Linked DNA regions of Mus musculus: region 2 is linked to region 1. A link is a loop called in an ENCODE intact Hi-C map of the cell type or tissue named here. Cell type or tissue: heart. All regions are shown on one strand. Each heading gives the region's core, and the rest is flanking DNA. Links, peaks and the distances in the headings are about the cores only. Region 1 has its middle 100 kb from the start of Gm29771. Region 2 overlaps Gm40175 (a long non-coding RNA gene).

Region 1 (10,107 bases), core at 974-8,973:
GAAGCTTTCCCTGGAGTGTGGTTGGAATTCTCAGTGACTCGTCACTGGAGAAAACTGGTTTTCTACTTCTCAACAAATTCATCTTTTCTTGATCAGGGGTGGGACTTTGTGCCATTTCCTTTTGTTTATACTGGGATTTTATTTATCAGCTTGAACACTTGCAGGTCTCTGCTAGCAGAGTCTCTGAGTTCATATTACATCAGTCTTCTTTTTTTTTAAAGGACTGAAGATGAAGAACCTATATTTTATGAATCTTTTTATATTTCAAACTTATTCTGAAACTATTATATTTAAAAACTATTCTAAAAACTTAGCCCTGTGGGAGAGAAAAAGGTGGATATTGGGAGCAGCCACGCCAAGTAGTGGTGATGCTACTGCTGAAGTAGAGCAGATAAGGACGAAAGTCTAAAATGTCTCCTCCACTCCCCTCGAATCCCCTCCTCTCCCCTTCTCTCCCTCCCTTCCCCCCTCCCCTCTTTCCTTTCTCCTTCCCTAATCTTCTTCCCCTCCTCTCCCCTCCTCTCCCCTCCCCTTCCTTCCTCTCCTCTCCCTTCTCTCTTTCCTGCCCTCCCTTGCCCTCCCCTGTTCTCTCTCCTCTCCCTTCCCTTTCCCCCTCTTCTCCCCTCCCCTTTCCCCTCTCTCCCTTCCCTCCCCTTCCCTTCCCTTCCCTCCCCTCCCCTCCCCTTCCCTTCCCTTCCCTTCCCTTCCCTTCCCTTCCCTTCCCTTCCCTCCCCTCCCCTCCCCTCCCCTCCCCTCCCCTCCCCTCCCCTCCCCTCCCCTCCCCTCCCCTCCCCTTCCCTTCCCTTCCCTTCCCTTCCCTTCCCTTCCCAACAGTGTTGTATGTAGCTCCCACTGGCCTTGAACTGACTGTGAATTGTCCTATGACCTTGACCTTCTGCTTCTTCTGCCTCTATTTTTTGGAGTGTTGGCATTGTAGGCACTGCTACATGCAGGATGCATGTGCTGCTGGGGATAGACCCAGGGCTTCCTATAAGCCATGCAAGCATTCTGCCAACCGAGCTGCACCCCCAACTCCTAAGAAAGATTCCATCAGATGAAGAATAAAAGAGAGAAGTTGGAACCTTCCTAAAAGAATATCACTTACCTGCTTCCTCAGGAGCAGCAGCCTTTGCCTCATTCTTCTGCATGCCCTACATACAGTGTACAGTAGTAGACATTATCATTTACAAAGTCTTCTTTTAATATATAAATTAATGTTATGTCCTTTAAGCCAGCCTTTATTGGCTATTACATCTAGTTTCATTTTAACAAACACATGTTTCGTATTAGCTAGCTAGAATCACACTAGTTAGTAAAGAAAGAAATTACTAATATCCTCATTTTCCAAGGCCTTAAATTCTAGTATAGGAAAAAGCCATCTGAAACAAAGTATAATGAACTTAGATATAAATAAGAGTTGTATGTGAGGAAGTTTATCAAGTGTTTATTTGTAGCATGGACTGATGGGAGGGCCTGACTCTAATTCCCAGGTGCCCTGGCTCTGAAGACATTATGTATTGGTCCTAGGCAACTGGTTTAGCACACTGCAAAACTTAATGTCCACTACTGTAGATTAGGGGCAGGCAGCAGAATGAGGCAAAAATTTCTGGGTTTTGTAGTTTTATCTTTAACATGGATGAGAAGTGTGTAATGCTATTGCTGTAAGGCTGGGTTCAAATCCTACTCTATCACTTTCCCAGAGCAGCTCCTTGGAAAGGCACTTAGTGAGTGCCTTACCTCTGTTTTCCTCATCTGTAAAATGGGGTGATGGTTGGCGTGCCCACAGGGGTTCTGGGAAGATCTATTTGTACACCTGTGTACTCAGTAAGCTATAGTTTTGTTTTTATTCTCTCTGATGAGGAGCCTCGAAAAGAAGCTGTTCCCCAGGGTCAGACTTTCTAGTTTATTAAATCAACACCTTTATTGACTTGTCGTAGTTTTTAGAAAGTTATTTTTATTATGTGGCTTCACAGTAGATTCTGATTATATGTTGTATTTAAAACTGATTCTCACACAGCTTCAACTTAATGACTTGTAACGCTGAAAACTGCATTCTCATTGATTGTGCTGTGCCTGGTGTTGATTCTTTCTGTCTCTGCTACCGATATGATGATTTTTCTGTCCTCACATCAATAACACTAGGAATGGCCTTCTATCGCCAGATACCTTTTCATTTTGAGGTTTAAGTGGCAAGTGAGTGACTGTCTGTGTTCCGTGATCATCTTTTCTAGCATCTTTTCATTTCCAACACAGTTTTGCTATTGGTTTTCATTATGAGGAAACGGAGAGCGATTTGAAAGGCCCCATTTCTGCATTCAACGGCTGGTGCTGTCGGTCAGCTGCTCAGTTGTCTTATCACTGATAGGGACATTGGTGGAACTGTTTAGCTGAACTCTCAGTGAGTCTGTTTACATTATTTTTATATAAAATCATTAATTGATAGTAGGTTTTTTTCCCAACAGAACAGTAACCTTGATGTATAACATCTTCAAGTGAGTCCTGGGAACAAAGGCAGAGCTGAAGTTGAAGTAATAATCCAAATCTTTCTGATAATCTTCCTTACATAGTGGAAGCTATACTGGACTCAGAAATTTCTTGGATGTGCACTGTGAATGCATTAAGCAAGCCTCTAGCATGCATAAGACATCAAAAAGCTATGTGTATATGTATATGTATATGATGTATATGTATATGATGTATATGATGTATATGTAGTATATGTAGTATATGTAGTATATGTAGTATATGTAGTATATGTAGTATATGTAGTATATGTAGTATATGTAGTATATGTAGTATATGTATATGTATATGTATATGTATATGTATATGTATATGTATATGTATATGTATATACTCTAGAAGTAAAATGTGTGTGCCCTGGAGACAGGAGGCTGCACTTGAGTTGTTTTTTAAATTAGTCTGTGTAAATGTCTGGTGAAAGGAGAATTCCACAAGGCTCTGGGATTCCCCCTTCTCTTGGTGCATGAAATTCATATAGTAGTGGAGAGTTATACAACATCATTGTTGAATAAGAACAAACTTTTACTTTCATATTGTCATCATGAAACATTTACTACCTGTATCCCATGCAACACAAAAACATACCCAAGCATTTTGCCATGGTTATGTGCTTGAAGATGTGATATTTGGGTGTCGTAACATTTCCCAAATTTCCCAGCCTCTATTATTTTAGAGAGCTGATGTAAGACACCGAGACAGAGGAGATGGCTCAACATGAGGACTAGAAACCCATAGGGACCAAGTGGGGGTGGTGGACTGTCTCTAAGTCTAGCCTTAGAAGAAGGCAAGAGAGGATCTCAGAGCAAGATGGTCTGTAAGACGAGCCATGCTGAGGGCTTGATTTTGATTGAGAGATTTAGCTTCAGTGAAGGAGATGGAAAAGCTGTGGAAGATGATTTCCAAAGCCAGAGCTGGGCTTCCACACACATATACACAAATGTGCTCTCTCTCTCTCTCTCTCTCTCTCTCTCTCTCTCTCTCTCTCTCTCTCTCTCTCTCTCCCTCCCTCTCTCTCTCTCACACACACAACATGCAACTCATACATATAAGCATGCACACACATGAGGAAGGGAGGGAGGGAGGGAGGGAGGGAGGGAGGGAGAGGAATGTAAAAACACAACCTAGTGGGGATAGATTTTGACTTAGGGAGAGAACATGTTACTTGCGCACAATTTCTTTCCTGACAATGAAGCATGTAGACCTGTTTGATTTGTGCTCGTCTAAAAGCAAGGGGCAAAGGGGCCTCTTTGTGGTTGTACAACCACGAACAGTTATACCGTGTTTCATCCGGAATGGTGTCTTCTAAGAAAGCTTTTCCTCGGAGTTTATAGCCATTGTGCTTAACAAAAATTTGCTAATTACAAGTTTTCTTTGGTAAGAAGAAAATGTCTCCTTTTCAGACCTTATTATATATCTATAGATGCGTTACTAAATGCTTAATAACCATTTCTGCCCATGATATGCATGTTTTCTCTCTCTCTCGCTCCTTTCTCTCTCTTTTTCTGACAAAATCCTTATTTAAGTGTTTGCTGATTTATATCGTGTTTATTAGACTCCTACCATGACAGATTTTGTCTGACAGAATTATGGTATTGAACATAGAGTTGGTGGACACTGTACACAGCTAATTCTGGCAAGCTGGTCCCAGCTGTTTCCAGCTCAGCACTGCTCCTGAAATGAAAACTGATTATCACAAAAGGTTTTGGGCTTCTACTTATGCTTATCCAGTAACAATTTCTTGCTCTGTAATGGATCAGTTTTTTCCCCCCTATGAAATAAAGTGGACGAAGCACTTAGGAGCCTTGCTAAGGCTCCACCTTTCGGCGATCGTTTCTCCAAGACCACGCGGTTAGGGCCTTTCCCGCGCCTCCCTTTATTTGGTACTCGGTTTATTACAAAATGGAGTTTCCTGGAGTCTATAAATGAACACATTGGCGTGTATACTCCCATTGGCTTCGAGTCACATCAATTTAGAAACCCAGAATTATTTCAGGCACTACTAGCTGTTCTAAGGTTAGCAATTAGCATTTTTAATGTGTGCAAACGGCACCGAGAATGCGGTATCCAAACAGACTGTTTCTCTTAACAAAAAAACCCGCTTTTGAAAAAGTTGGAAAAAACAAACTCCACCGGCAGTCAAGTCGAACAGTGCTCCTCCTTCGCCAACAGAGAGCAGCATACGCTTACGTTACAGAAAGGCCTGCCTATGGCGCATCCCTCAGAAAGCGCTTGAAGCCCCACGGACACGCCTGTTAAGAACCCATTTCTTTACCTGCTCTGAACTTGATGGAGGAGGCGCTGTGATTAATTAGGGGTACATTAAGGCTGTTGATAAGGCATCCTATAGCCATCGAATTTTGTCTTTAGATATTTTCTGTGCACACTACGTCTCTCCACTAGGTTTTCACTTCTGGTTTGCATTTACGAGTTTCTAAAAATTGACATTGTTTTGCTTGTCAGAAATGGCTTTCAACGGGACACATTTTCTCCATCTGGTATAACAAAGTTTAGGGGGTGGGGGTGGGGCAGTAAAAAAGGAAGAGTTTTAAACGTGAGAATGATGGCTTTTAATTTTTTATCTTGTTTTAAAACAAATGACTGTATATAATATCCCATTTTTGGAAAACAATGTAACTGGAAATCTTAAGATGATTTCGATACTGTATTAATTTCTTTTCTGTTATTGGGATAAAATACCCTAATGGAAACCACTTATGGGATGAAGAGTTTATTTGGGCTTACAGTTCCATATCACATCCCTTGGAAGACACGGCAACAGGCAGGAAAGACCAGGCTGCGTGGGGGAACGGGAACCTGGAACAGGAAGCTGTCCAATCACACAGTGCAGGACGCCGGAAGCACAGGGACAATAGCAAATGGGAGGCCAGGCATTGAAATCTTGACCCCGCCTCTGCAGATGACATCCTTCTTCTAGCAAGTTTCTATTACCTTTCCAAATAGAACTGCTGGCTCGGGCCCAAGTGTGCAAACACGAACCTGTGGCATGTTTCCTATTCAGACCATAATGAGCATTGCTAATGTAAGGCTGATTTTGAATATAAACAACAGACACACAGAGACAAAGTTCGGAGCTGAGACGGAAGGACTCAGAGACTGCCCCACCTGGGGATCCATCCCATAAACAACCACCAAACCCAGACATTATTGCATATACTAACAAGATTTAGGTTACAGGACCCTGATATAGCTAGCTCTCTCTTGTGAGGCTATGCCAGTGCCTGGCAAATAAAGAAGTGGATGCTCACAGCCATCTACTGGATGGAACACAGGGCCCCCAATGGAGGAGCTAGAGAAAGTACCCAAGGAGCTGAAGGGGTCTGCAACCCTATTGGAGGAATATGAACTAACCAGTTCCCCCAGAGCTTGTGTCTCTAGCTGCATATATAGCAGAGGATGGCCTAGTCGGTCATCAGTGGGAGGAGAGGTCCTTGGTCTTGCAAAGATTATATGCTCCAGTACAGGGGAATGCCAGGGCCTGGAAGCTGGAGTGGGTAGGTTGGGGAACAGGATGGGGGGAAGGTACTGGGAACTGTCAGAGGAAACTAGGAAAGGGGATAGCATTTGAAATGTAAATGAAAAAATATGTAATAACAAAACAAAACAAACAAACAAACAAACAAAAAAAAACCGGACACTGGAATAAAATGGCAATGCCGAGACTTGGCATGGATTCTGAACTTTTGAACAATTAATTATAATTAACTCTAATTAGCAATTTTGCTGGATTTTGTACATTAATATTAGGGAAAGCATTTTCACTTAAGGGTTTCATGTTCTAATAAAATGCAACGTCTTTAGGTTGTAGGGACGAAATATTAAACCCATATTATTTCTAGACAACAGCAGGAAGGAGTTGCTTGCAATGCATTTCAGTTCAAACTGGGTAAGGTCAGATCTTAAAAAAAAACGTCAGTAAGGAATGACTCACCACACTTTCTATGGATTTGTAAATTCATTAGTTTGACATGGGAGGAGGTCATGAGGGAGGGAAAAGAAGAAGGAGGAGGAGGAGGAGGAGGAGGAGGAAAAAACTCCTGATTAAAAATATGTGTAATCTGCATTTAGAAAAACGTTGTGTAATTTTAAATGTAGAGAGGGCAGAGTGTAGTTGAAATACATGTAACTAAATTATATCAATTAAGATGTATTTTTAAAGGTGTTAGTAGAAGTTTCTGTGCAAACTGTAGTCTACTTCCCAGAGTTTGTGTTGAAAGGTATGCATTAAGAATGTCCATCCAGATTGGTGAGGTGGCTCAGTGGGCAAAGTCCTTGCTGCACTAGTGTGATAAACTTGGTTTGAATCCCCAGACATATAATTTAAAAAGCCAGGGGGCAGAAATGTGTAAGGGCAGTAGTTCTAGGAGTAGGTGGGAGGTGAAGAGTGGGGAATCCCTAGAGGCCTAAGACAGCTTGCCTGGAAAATGTAGCAAACGACGGAGACCGTGTTCAACAAAGCCGAGACAGAGGTCAAGGCTGTTCTTTCACCTCTACGTGCACATGGTGGCATCTGTGAGTCTGCGCTCACATAGAGGAACATGTACACACATACACACACAGAATCAGAGATAAAAAGGCCAGTGTACCAAAGAGACATTTACTCTGGGCTCTCTAACAGCCTGGGGCTCTACATCCTCTTATATTTACCATTCTAAACATAAAAATGGTAACTAGGACCCTAAGCTGTTTTCCATTTTAATATATTTATCTCAGACTATAACAAATTTTATATCTTCAGTGATTCTCTCACATTCTCTAATCTACCAGCAATCAGTCCACCCAAGTATTAATGTAGCACAAAGCAGAAGTCACCTGTTTCTGTGAATCCCAAAAGTCCAGGAGAAGAAATCCCAGAGTCATAGAGGCACTGGGGTGGTTCAAGATGGCCTGTCAAGGAGTCTAGGCAGGCCCGTGAGGCTAGCACAGGAAGTCTCTAAAGATGGCTCATATGAGGATGAAGGGCGAAAGAAGAGACTAACCTGGGACTTTCAAAGCCATGGTATGGGCTCTAGATGTTGAGGAAATGCTAGCAGATGGTATTTTTCAGTTGGTTCTTTGAGGCAAGACTAAAGATTAGTAAGTGGAATGGATAAAGCAAATTGTCTGATTTAGAATATTTATACCTTCATTAAACATGATATGACTATATGACTAAGATATCTTTAAGACTCGATTTCATTTGATACAGAGTTAATCGCAAAAGGCCAAGAAATAAAGAAAATTGGTGATCGAGCCAGGTTGTTGACATATTATTTTCTAGATATTCACAATTATACAAATAATTTGATCATTTCAAAGAATATTTCCCATTGAACCAGAGTGATCCACACTGTGAAGAAAATGAAACAGGCCATTGCTGTAGAAACTGAAACAACTCGAGAAGTTCTCCATATATATTTCACCTGGCAGATGAGGCAAACAAGAGGAAATCAGAGCACTTTCCTGATTTGAATCTCTGGTTGAGACTGGCATGATCAGGCTCGGAAACACTAGATGCAAATCATTTCTAAAGTTCTCTCAAAAAACAAAAGTGAGCTTTCTGGTGTCAGAGAATGAGTTAAGGGGCTGGAGAGACAGCTCAGTGGTTAAGAGAACCTGTTGCACTTGGAGAGAACCCAGACTCTGTTCCCATCTCTCACTGTAGCTTCATGGGATCCTATGCCCCAAATGAAAATTGCACACATGTGGTACAACAATGCAGACAAACACCTATACATATAAAGAATAAAATGAAATAAATCTAGTTTTCAGAGAATAAGTTAAAAAAGTAGATAAAAAGCATAAGCATCCCTTGATTTCTAACTTTTAAATTTATTACCACTGCATTTCATCAGAAACTTTTGGTATAAAAATTCAAGGTATATGTGTTTGTTACATTTGTGTTCATGTGTCTACATATATGAGTGTGTGTGTGTGATTTTACTCGAGAATTATTGCCTCAGGAGATTGAGAACTTCTTTCTCTATTAAGATCTGATGTATAAACATAAAATCGTCACCCATTCACTACATAAGAAACTATATAGAATTAAATATTCTAAACCCTTCTATAAGAAATTTATACATGTGTACAATGTATTTTGATATTACCCAGCCTTCATTTCTCCACCATGCCTCCCTCTCAATTTCAAACCCTCTTTTTGTTTCACAAAACTCTGAGACTGGTTAGTGTTGCATGCATGCACCTACAGTTGGCCACCCGCTGGGGCATGTAGAAACTATGAGAGGCCACCCTCTTGAAGAAACTGGCTCTTTATCCTACCAGCAGCCATTTTTTTATTGTAAAAATTAAAGTTTAAGAGCACAGATTATAATAATTGAACATCCCTAGCAAGATATACTTTACTAAACTTACCAAGCATAAGCAGTGGATTATGGGATTTGAGGTAGACAAAGGGAGAGAATCACAAAAACAAACAGAATTCGGATAATCCAACGGACCGCTATGAAGCTGCAGGGCAAAGCAGACCTTTCCTCAGACACATGAAGGCTGAGTGTGAATGTAAGAAATCGACACAAGTACACTGTGTGTCCAGAGGCACTGAATGGAGAAAGTGAGAGGAAACCACATACATATACCAAATAAGGGATCATAAAATCCTCTAGTTCCGGAATATCTTTCATTCGATCTTGGTTGTGCTTCAACACACCCAAGTTTCTGCTTAGTAAATGTTACCTATAATATTGAAAATCAATTTCCATTGAGCAATATCTGTTCTCAAATCTTAGAAGATACTTTGAAAACCCGATCATGAATAGAAACAGAAATGTTTCCCACTTGCTCTTCCAAGCGCTGTGAGAAATTAATTGAATATTGAAGGTTTTCTACCTGATGGGTTCAGAAGGCATTAGAAGGGTAAAGCCCTGCTTTGAATGGTTGAGGTCAGTGCTGATAGGTTCTGGAAAATTTCTCAGAGGGTGAATGAAGTGCCTGTGACTATCTTGGGAAATGTGGAATGCACTGTGAACTCTGTGTGGCCTGGCAAATGTTAAATGCAGGCATATGTCAGTTATCAGCAGAGATCTAAGTTCAGAGAACAAGTTGTGCTTAGTGCTTTCATGATAGACTGCTCGTCAGAGGCTGCACATATTCAAACTGGATGGTATAGCCTGTTACACACCTGGACTATATGGTGCAGCTATATCATACATGTGGCCCATTGCCCAATGAATCATTATGGGGAGCATAACTCATTTCATTTGAAAACTGAACAATGCCAAGTTCAATGCACAGGTACTTGTGTTGATTTGTCTTTGGAGTTCCCAACACTTCCAAATAGACTTCCTTTTGTGCTTCTTTTAACAAGGCTGGAATTCCCTCCGACCTAACTGACCGCCTAGAAGAGAATGAAACATTATCACACTTCTCTTAAAACAACAAACTTAAGTCCAGATACTCTGAAAGCCTATTTACTCCCGTGTTCAAATTAAGCCAGAATTTAGACAGAAGGAAGGAAATGCAGGGAGCTGAGTGGAAACATAACCTTGACTTACTGTCTTAGTCACTGTTCTATTGCTGTGATGAGACACCATGACCCAGGTGACTTATACAACATAGCACATAACA
Region 2 (10,107 bases), core at 967-8,966, 1.0 Mb after region 1:
GTAAACTGGAGGTCTCTAGACACCGTGACGCCTTCCATGCCGGAAAGGCCAACACCTCTCCTGCATGTTTGCCATCGCATTCCCTCCAGGTGTCTGTAACTGTGGCTGCCATTTACTAGGGGCACAAAATAAATACTTGCCTAGCAATCAATTAGTATGAAAATTCAGTTTAAAGGTGAAAGGGTTTACCTTCAGAATGCAAGCTTATTTTTATTGGTAGATAAAACAAAAACAGTTAGCTTTTTGCAAGCCAGCGTCTCCTGTCATGCCTGTGTTTGATTGTTTACGGCTGTTCTCTGTCCGCTCCTCAGCTGAGGACTGACATCTTAGGACTTTATTTCCCAGAATTCCGGGATCGTGGCTGTTGGGGAATGTCTGAAGAGTAACTAAGAGAACCGGCCTTTTAAAAGCCTTGGGATGAGTGGGTTTATTAGGCATGTAGCAAGCAAAAAAGGAAAGAACGACAAGCACAGCTGGATGCGGCAGCAGAAGGAGAGCTAAGTGATGAGTCAATCACTCACAGCATCCTGCACGTCCAGTGGATGAAGCAAATGGTACCGCCTCCTGACCTGTCCAAAGCTGTGGGCCGGGCAGAGCAGTCTGTCCTGGATGGGGTGTGTGCTTCCATTCCCACGGCAATGCTGATACCACGGGATAACCAATAGTATTTCTGCAGGGAAGGACGTCTCCTAATGTTTTCAAGAGCATCGTGTTTTGAATCTTGGGCTGATTTGCCATTTTTCTTTCTCCCTGACACAGGGTCAGGGGCCAGCCTGACATGAGACAGGGAATTCTTGGCATAAACATGCGTGTCAGAGACAAGGGAGGGTCTCCTTATTCCCAGGGTCTGCTTTCAACAAACTTAAATAGCACATGACAATTAACCAATACAACTTTCTCATTATTTACCTCAGAGGAGAGCCATGACACCCAAGACACTCAAGCAAAAAGCAAAACCCAGAGGCCCCGCAAGCTCTTCTGGTGATGGCAGGCTACTGGTCTCCTAGAAGCAGGATCACACCACAGCCACCACACGCCTAGTTCCGACTTTTGTGTTTCTCTTCTTTGCTTGTGACTGGACAGCTTATGAGACTGCCTACAGCTCCCACCTCTCATGTAGCCCATGCTAGCCCTAGATGCATAAGTATCCAAGGATAACTTAAACCATCGCTGCCTTAGAAATGTTGTTTAAAAGAGGACATAAGAAAGGTTTCAGTGCATTGGTATAATGCCAGTTCTTTACGTCAAACCCCTGACTGATGAATCTAAACCAACAAATAACCACACTTTGGCATATGAATAGCAAAACCACAAACTCTAATGTATTCTAATTTCATACAAAACTGATAAACTATACATGAATGTAAAGCAAAGAAAACATTAGCTTAAATTAAAATTTAAAAATTATGATTTGAAATTTTAAAATTTTAAATATTTGAATAAATTTAATGATAACTTGCTACCAAGATTATTTTCCTGCAATGAGTAATATTAGTAAATACATTTCTTCTACAGATTTTTTTCTTACCAAATGAATATAAATTTGTAGTTATATAAAAATAATTCAGATTATTTTAACTATTAGAGATACATCAGTGGGGCTAGAAACATGACTTAGTGGTTAAGAGCACTAATTATTCTCCCAGAGGTCCTGAGTTCAATTCCTATCAACTGCATGATTGCTCACAAACATCTGTAATGAGATTTTATGCCCTCTTCTGTCATACAGACTGGAAGACAGAACACTCACATACATGAATAAATAAATCTTTTAAAAAACGCATCAAAATATCATTTATTGATAAATTTCAAGTAGCAACTGCTTAATTATTATTTTTTCTTTTTTGATTTTTTTTTGATGCATGGTTTTTCCTGTGTAGCTCTGGCTGCCCTGGAACTCCTTTTGTAAACCAGGATGACCTTGAACTCATGTGGATCTGCCTGCCTTTGTCTACCGAGTGCTGGGACTAAAGGCATAGGCTACCATACCCAGAGTGTTTAATTATTTACTCAACATTATTTAAAAAGATGTTAACAAAATATATAATAAATATGTAGTACATCCATTTGAAAGGTTGCTAAACAGAATAGAATTTTTCTGCAAGCATGGAGAAGGGACTACAGTGAGAACATATTCATTATCTCTATGTGAAAACGGGGTTTTATTAGTTTAGGACAAAAGACACAAGTTAGTGTGAAAGACCCATTCCCAACCCCCCACTGTAACGTGTGTCCACCACGTGTCACACCCAGGAGAACGCTGCAACCTGAGAAAGATGAAATCTGCTGCTTGAAGTATTTTTGCTAAAGGCAGTGTATCTACTTGAAAAGTTTGTTCCCAGGGAAACTGACCCTCACCCCTGTAGTACCTGTGGATTCCCCTGCTGGTTGTAAAAGCCTTAGCACTTTAAAACTATGAAGCTGAAAGAAACTGTGCACCAAGTTGACTAAGTCACCTGCCTCCCTCCATCCCAACTCAATCTCCTAAAAGGAAAATATGACAATGAAATAAACGTAATGAAAATAGGTTCCCAGTTGTGGTATGTTAATGTTAAATGTTGTAGCATGTGCCCAGATCAAGGTGATGATGTTAAAATGTCTGCTCCATGCATGGCATTTATTTGTATACTTGGAACTCACTGTTGGCGAAACTGCTGCCCAATCAATCCCACCTGGACCCAGACTAAAATAGAAAGAGAAAAGTTCAAGATAAATGTGAAATTTTCAACTGGTATAATTCTAAAAGTTTAGTGAGGCAGGGTGAAAATGAGGTCAAGGAAACTGGAGCGCTTTGATCAGATGCAGAAACCCTTCCTCGTTTGCTTCCTCTCTTCTAGGTGTTAAGACAGATACAAATTCAACTGGGAGATCGCATGGTTTCCAATCACAAAATGTCTTCAATAAATTATTGGATCCATGGGAGGCAGGCGTTCTCAGAAATCAGCATAAACAGGCCAGGTGTGTTTTCTCTCAGTGGCCAGCAAGGTCCTACTTGCTTGCCTGCTATAACCCTGTTTTGAGATTTGGATTAGCAGCTTCAGGCACAGAGTAAGCATGTCAATGTGTGTAAAGTAAGGCTAGGATATAAAATGGGCCTTGAGACATTTGTGAGTGATGGATAATCTCTGTGATCTAAGGACACCTCCCCACCCCCAAATTACTGCACTGGGACTGAACTCCTATGAAGGGGCTGAGGCGAAGTCTTAACCAAATAAGAGAAGAAATGAATTAACAGTTGCCTTCTTGAATGCTCTCTGTGGCTTTGGCTTCCCTTGACACTCAAGACAGCATTCCTGGTCTGCTCTTATTATATTAGCAATAAGACGTCATCCCCGGAATCAGGGGCTGGTCTTCACCAGGCACCAGCCCTTTCATACCTTCATTTGAGACTTCCCAGGCTCCAAATGAAGTTTGCGTGCTTTTTAATCAGCCACCTAGTCAGTAGTCTTTGGCACCACGTGCCCAGAAGGATAAAGCCAACTTGTGACATGACAAGGGACAGCATTCACCAGGAATGTGGTCCTCTTTCAGTAACAGGTGAGTACAGGTGGGACTAGAAAGGAAAAAGAAAAGCAAGAAGTCCACGGTCCCCTCTGTAGGGAAAGGCTGGGTTTATTAAAGGTCAACCAGCTCCTTGACTGTAGAACTTCTTGTGTGCAAAATAATTTCAGGAGGGGACTATAAAATGCTAGGATCCAATTTGCAAAATGTCTGTGTTGCAGAAAAATGGCAAAACGGCATACCCAACAATCTACTGTCAGAATGTGTTTAACCATCTTGACTTCCTGGCCTCTCTCTAAGCAACTAGTTCAAATGTTGCTCATGGCCGGGCCAGTAACTGTTTTCTGTTGCCACATTTAAACACTGGAAGCAAACACATCAAAATGCTGGGTATCTTTTTATCCCTTACCAATGTCCTTGCTCCCTGGTAAAGAAACCATTGGAATGTTGCCATTTTAATTAGGCTTAGCTACAAAAAAAAGCCTTAATCTGCCATTGAGATGTATATTTGCCTGTTTTATGAAAGCGCAGTGGATAGAGAAAGGTGGCTTCCCATTTGCAGGAATTATGTAATAGCGCAGATAAACCTCTTCCAAGGGAGTTTCACAATTTACAGCAAATTTGAAACATAATTGATGATTTTGAAACTCTTGCCAAAATAAAGAACAATTTTTATGTTATTTTTAATAACCAGATATTTTTCTATCATTATTAACGTGATTATTTCTTGGAATACTTTTAGTTAATACAGTGTTTTGTGATTAAAAGGATTTCCCAGTTGTATACCCAATACTTTTCTTAGAACAAACAGCACTAGTTCTTAAAGAAGCCCCATACTGACTGACATGCGATTAGCCTGCTAGCAGTGCACTGACTTTTAGTCTAAGAAAATGATGGTGAAGACTTTGAAAATTTAAGATACTTTTTCCTCTTGTAATTTCTTAAGAATTAATTGTATATACTTTTGTTCCAAACGATTCTGGGTTTGTAGAATTGTTTTGGCCAAAAGATTCATTTTGACATAATTCATTTCTAAAGAAAGAAAAAATCATGAACGTGCATGATTATCCTGCATGGGGCTTCAGAGCTGGGCACGGTGCCACAGCTTTAATGCCAGCCCTTGGGAGGCAGAGGCAGGAGGATCTTTCTGCCTTTGAGTCTAACCTGGACTACAGAGCTGGTTCCGAGGCAGCCAAAGTTGCCTAGTGAGACCCTGCTTGTAAGCCCAATGCTTAGCCTGAAGATCTGATAAATGTGTACATTTAGTACCTGTTTTATAGAATGATATGCTCAGGGATTGGTTCGTCTATGGATGTCTTAGAAATTGCATGTAGGGACTGGAGAAATGGCTCAGTGGTTGAAAGTGCTGATAGCTCTTACAGAGGATCTAAGCTCTATGCCCAGTACTACCATTAGGCAGATCATAACGCCTTGTAACTCCAGTGCAGGGGGATCTGATGCCCTCTACTGGCCTCATTAGGTGTTTGCATGTGCATCTCTGTGCACACAATCAGAAACCAAACCAAACCAACAACAAAACCCAACAAACTTGAATAATTAAAAATAACAAAAGGCATACAGGTGTAGAAAGAAAGAGGCAAGGACCAGAATCGTCATGGTGGCAGTTAAACCTGTCTGCCCATCATAGCCTGATTGATTTTAGAAAAGCCCCAGACCTCTCTGAGCCTCGGCTTCCTCAGGCAGGGAAGGCAAAAACAGACAGACAAATAGAATATAAACAGACAAGGATCACCAGCTCCTCAGAAAGGTGGTTTTAGAGACCAAGGGGGTTAACATTCAGGAAGGGCTTCAGATATTGCTCCACACGTAGTTACTATTAAATAGACTGGCTTTCCCTCCCCAGATATAAAAATTGCTTCACATTGTCCCCTTTCACCTTACCCATGTTGGCTCAGCTCCCGTTTTTGACTGAGGTAGCTGTCACTGGCTGTTATCACTGAGAGCTTTGAATGAGTGGCATGGGTCCTGTGCTGGGAACGGCCAACTCTGTAGGGCCTTTAACTGTGAGTCTGCTGCGGATGCTTGATCTGAAAGTACCAAGACTCCAGGAAAGTTGGCATAATACTATGTTCAACTTTTCAGCAAATTAACAAGTCCATGGTTAATCTTTCTTCTAAAATAGTATTAGGTGAAACCATCAGGGGGCTAGTTTTCTACCAATGTGCCTATGACAAATGCCTGAATTGCCAAAAGAAAAAAAAAATCTCCTCACACAGTGCCTCTCTAACCTGACTCTCACTTATAAAAACATAGTCCTGGACACTTACTCTTTTCCTTATTAACTATACACTATACATGTGAAAAATATTTTTTCTTAAATTTATAAAACGAGCCAGTTACTTGAGACTTCTGTTTCTCATTAAAGTGAAACACTGCAGGGGAGTGCTTAAAATAGTGATCAGCCCTTGAAGTACGAGGTGGAAGATTCCTAGGTGGAAGCAAGGCTGGCTTCTTGTTTTTGTCCTTACCCACACACTCCATGCCTTCATTCCCAAGTATCATGCAATGAGCTCCATCAACCTACCAAAGTCTGGAGATGAGGCAGGACAGAGAGACACAAGAAAATTAAAGGCAGACAGGTAGGGAGAGGAACCCCCAACCCTGGAATCTGCTTAAAATCTTTAACCAGATGAGAGGAGAGAAAAACAGAAAAATCCACAAAAGTTTCTAGGAATATTGCCTCCCTGGAGACAACAGTCCTTTTACATAGAGACATGTCATGAGAATGTTAAAACAATAATAAACCTTGCTTAGTTAGACCTGTGAGTTTAAACTCTCTGCTTTCCCAGCTGTAAGTCCGAATGTTTTAAACAACCATACAAATTAGACGCTAAACTAATTTGTCTACAGTCAAAACATGGAATGAAAATTCCTTGGATATTTAAGATATATGGTTTTATCAACTGATGTTCCTGTTCAGGGAACCTGAAAATTTATTCTATGATTCTATTTAGCAAACATAATATAAAATAATACAATTTTAAAAAAAAATTAATAAAAAAAAAGCTGTCATCCCTTTAAACAAAGTAACTTGAAAAGCTCCCAAGGTGGCATAAATGGCTTTTGTGGAGACCCGAAAGAAGACTTTCTGGAGAGCCCACACTCACAATCTGTATACACTTTCTGAGCACCTCTCTGATAATGCCAGGGCTGAGGCTTGAATCCACATTAAAAAAAAAATTCTCCTCTCAATATACTCCAACTCTGCTGCATGCTGTCTCATCATGAAATTCTTTGCTTCAGCAGAGTCAGTGACAGCTGGAGCATTGCGCTTTGAAAAGGCTCCTCCTCCAGCTGCTGCAGGTCGCCCTGCGGAGCTGTCTCTCACTCCTCCGAAGAGCAACATGTTATATGTGGTAGATCCCTAGCTGGACAAACTGCTTCAGGAAACATACACATCCCTGCCTTGTTGGACTGGCTTTCTGGGGAGGATTAACTAAATCAAGATGAATAACATCACCACCCTGGAACTCAGACCTGTATTCGACAGTATTACAGTAATTTCATTACAGCAGAATATACGTCTTGAATATGTAGGAAACTGGTGTGCTACATTCTCAGCAATGACTGAGAGTTTTCTAAGGCTGAGGCTCACAGGGTAAAGTCCCAGCCGGATGACGTACATTTCCTCCGTGCCTGTGACAATCCTCATGGTAGCTCTTGGAACGTTCATCTTTTTTATGATTAGAACAGAGGGTCCAGTGTCTTGCTGACTAAATTGCTCTCTCTGATGTCTGATGTACCCACCCACCATGTCAGACTCTCTAGTACGAATATGTAGGTCCCTTTAAACCAGTAGGTTGCACATCAAACTTCAGGTTTGAAGCTCTGGAAGATTCTCAAGGATGAGAAGTTAAAGTCTCCCCAGGTCCAACCCAACCTTTCATTCTTCCAGAGGGATAAATCAATTGGCACGTACTTCACTGTGTTGGGGTGTTTCAGATGGGAACTTACAAACTTAGACTCCTTTGCTTTGTAATGACATTAAAGGTCTCATGTGGTATTTGATCTAAGGGCTGGAGACTGTCCTTAAACCTTGAGGCATTTCTGCTTATCTTGACGTCTGCATGAGGGAATGTTTGGACGCTAGTAAGTCAGGCTAGTAAGGTTTTGATCATCCACACAGAATTATGAACCGTAAATCCTTAGGAAGCACTTGCAGAATTGACATTGTCTATAGCTACAGATTATCCTATATGTTTGTCCAGTGTCTTTTGCCCCATTTTCTTCTTTTGTAATAAAAAATAAGGACCTTATGTGCTTGTCAGCATTGTAACATGGCATCGTTGATCGGGTGTCTTAGGTTTTGTTGTTGTTTGTACTTTTATTTTGTCTGTGAATGTGTTTGTGTTTGTGCGTGTGTGGGTGCATGTGTATGTGTGTGTACATGTGCACATGTGCCTAAAGAAGCCAGAGGACAACCTCAGCTCTGGTATGGAGTAAGTTATCTCCCTAGGCTCAGTATCTTGTTTTTTAATAACTTCTGGTGTACTAGCGTAAGACTCAATTTTAGCATCATGACGTGTCACATATTGGAGCCTCTGGTGATGTCTTTGTGTTAAAGACCCCAAAGACTTTTTGAAGACTTCAATAAAGTTATTCTCATTGCCCTGTGCCTGGTTGAGTCTGCCTGGATTACCCCCTGCCCTGAACTATATTATAAACATTCATCTTTGTATTTCAATTTCTGTTTTTTTTTATGCTTTTCTTTTTTATGTTATTACTTTCAACTGCTGCTTCCTGCATTGTTCATGATGAGTTGATCTATCTTTCTGGCAAGAGAATAAAGAGGGGGGAGTGGAAGTGCAGTAGGGGAAGAGGGGAGGATGGAGAAGGGAGACAAATTCTCAAAATCAACATTTAGATGTCACCGTGAATGATCTGAGATTAGAGCTCACGGCAGAAATCACCAAGAACCGCTTAAACCACTTTGTATTGCACATTTGGGATTTTATGTGTTCAAGAAAAAGCTTTATTCAAGGGTCCATTTTCATTTAACTGTAATGAAGAATCCTGTGGGATCATTGTACCCAAAATTTCTCCACCCCACTCACAAATCCCATATGGAAATTGTCCTGTGGGAAATGGCCATGGAATTATGGGAAAGGATTGAAACACAATTTTAAAAAATAGTCATATATATATATATATATATATACTTCTCTGTAATATCAGAATATTTCCTATTGTAAGTCTTTTGCAGCTCTCCAATGGAGGTGCATTTTCTATTCTGTTTATTTCCTTTATTATGCTCACAGACCTATGCAACAGAACCCTTTTCCACACACATCTTCATAATTAATTTCATAAGCTCCTTGCAGCCTGAGAATTTAATTTTTGTTTTCTTGGAAGTTAATAGCTCTGTAATAGAACAAATACAGGGGGTAGTTCCTGTGAATAGAGATGCCACATTTTTATGCACCTGAATGAATCTCCCTTTCTGTGTTTAATGTGACCTGTGTTTTCTGCCAGAACTCTTAATATCACCCCATTCATCATTCTGTTCCCATGGGTCCTTTGTTTATCCCCACCCCATCCCCAAACTCATTCACTGATAAAGTATAATTTTATTTCCCTCATTTTAGGTTACATAATTTTTGGAAAGAGATATAGTAAAGAACCTTCAATCCCTGTTTGATTTGAATGTTGACTTCTAAAATAGGATGCAATGTAAAGTTTCAGATTCTACAATGGCTGTCACACAGGGAGGTAGATACATGCATGCACACTCTTGTGGGACACACCTCTGCTGTCTCATTGAGCTTTGCTCTTGATACTGGACCAATGCCAAACACAGCACATAGCAAATGTTCATTGAATAACCGAAAGCACCTAGTGATTCCTATGCAGTTCTGCATATGGACTGGACTAGTTAAAAATTTTATGTATCAAAAATTAAATGTGAGCAATTCAGTTAAGGAATTACAGCAAAGCATGGCATGTTCTGAATAAATGATCCCCTCGGACCAGCTTACATTTTTTTCTATTGACTCCAATTACTCTCAAAAGTCAGCAGCACCTGCCATATACTCACTTCACCACAGAAGTTGAGTCTCATGATATAAAATTTTCAGTCTACTAAGAATTCATACATTTGCTTTTTTTAAAAAAAACTAATTATATAGTATGATGGTGGTCTTCATATTCTCAAGAGAGAAACCCTAGGTTAAGAAAACAGTAAGTTGTTAAACTAAAGTTGAATAATAGTAAGAAATAATAACTATGTTGAGTTCTATTCTAATTTCCCCCCCATTATATATCATTCCCTGCGGAGGGAACCATGAAGATCACTAAGTGCAACCCTATCCTACACTTCTGTTCAGGAAAATAGTACTTTATATAGTGTAAGAACAAAGAAACAGGCAACAGTAATGTCATACATTTGAAGTATTGTGAAAGTACTGTAGTTCTAGGAACCATAACAATAGTATCTTGATAAACATCTCTGTTCAACTCTTTGGATTCATTATTAGACAGTTCTAAAATATTGATATGGTTAAATTCTTCACTTATTAAAATATTCTTTCTTGTGCCATACAGTCAAGATTCCAGTTTGCAACCTTCAAGGTCCTGCAAAATCTAGTT

Evidence for each region. Hi-C counts contacts between places; a loop is a spot of excess contacts. Peaks named below come from ENCODE experiments on the same cell type or tissue, not always from the same donor. Only the 100,000 strongest peaks of a DNase experiment are listed, where the experiment ranks them.
Region 2: it touches region 1 in a loop (3-fold over the local background); 4 of 42 quality-filtered maps call a loop at or near these places.

The regions. Positions count from the first base shown.
Region 1 is chr3:146,989,859-146,999,965 of GRCm38, forward strand. No RefSeq gene overlaps it. Among named protein-coding and RNA genes, the nearest start is that of Gm29771, 100 kb to the right of the region's middle. In heart, for the core only: a CTCF peak has its summit at 4,681; no DNase peak of the experiment used is centred there; H3K4me3 peaks cover 356 bases; H3K27ac peaks cover 645 bases.
Region 2 is chr3:147,999,217-148,009,323 of GRCm38, forward strand. The region is part of intron 2 of Gm40175 (a long non-coding RNA gene); the gene reads left to right. Among named protein-coding and RNA genes, the nearest start is that of Gm40174, 14 kb to the left of the region's middle. In heart, for the core only: a CTCF peak has its summit at 4,968 (motif pointing left); no DNase peak of the experiment used is centred there.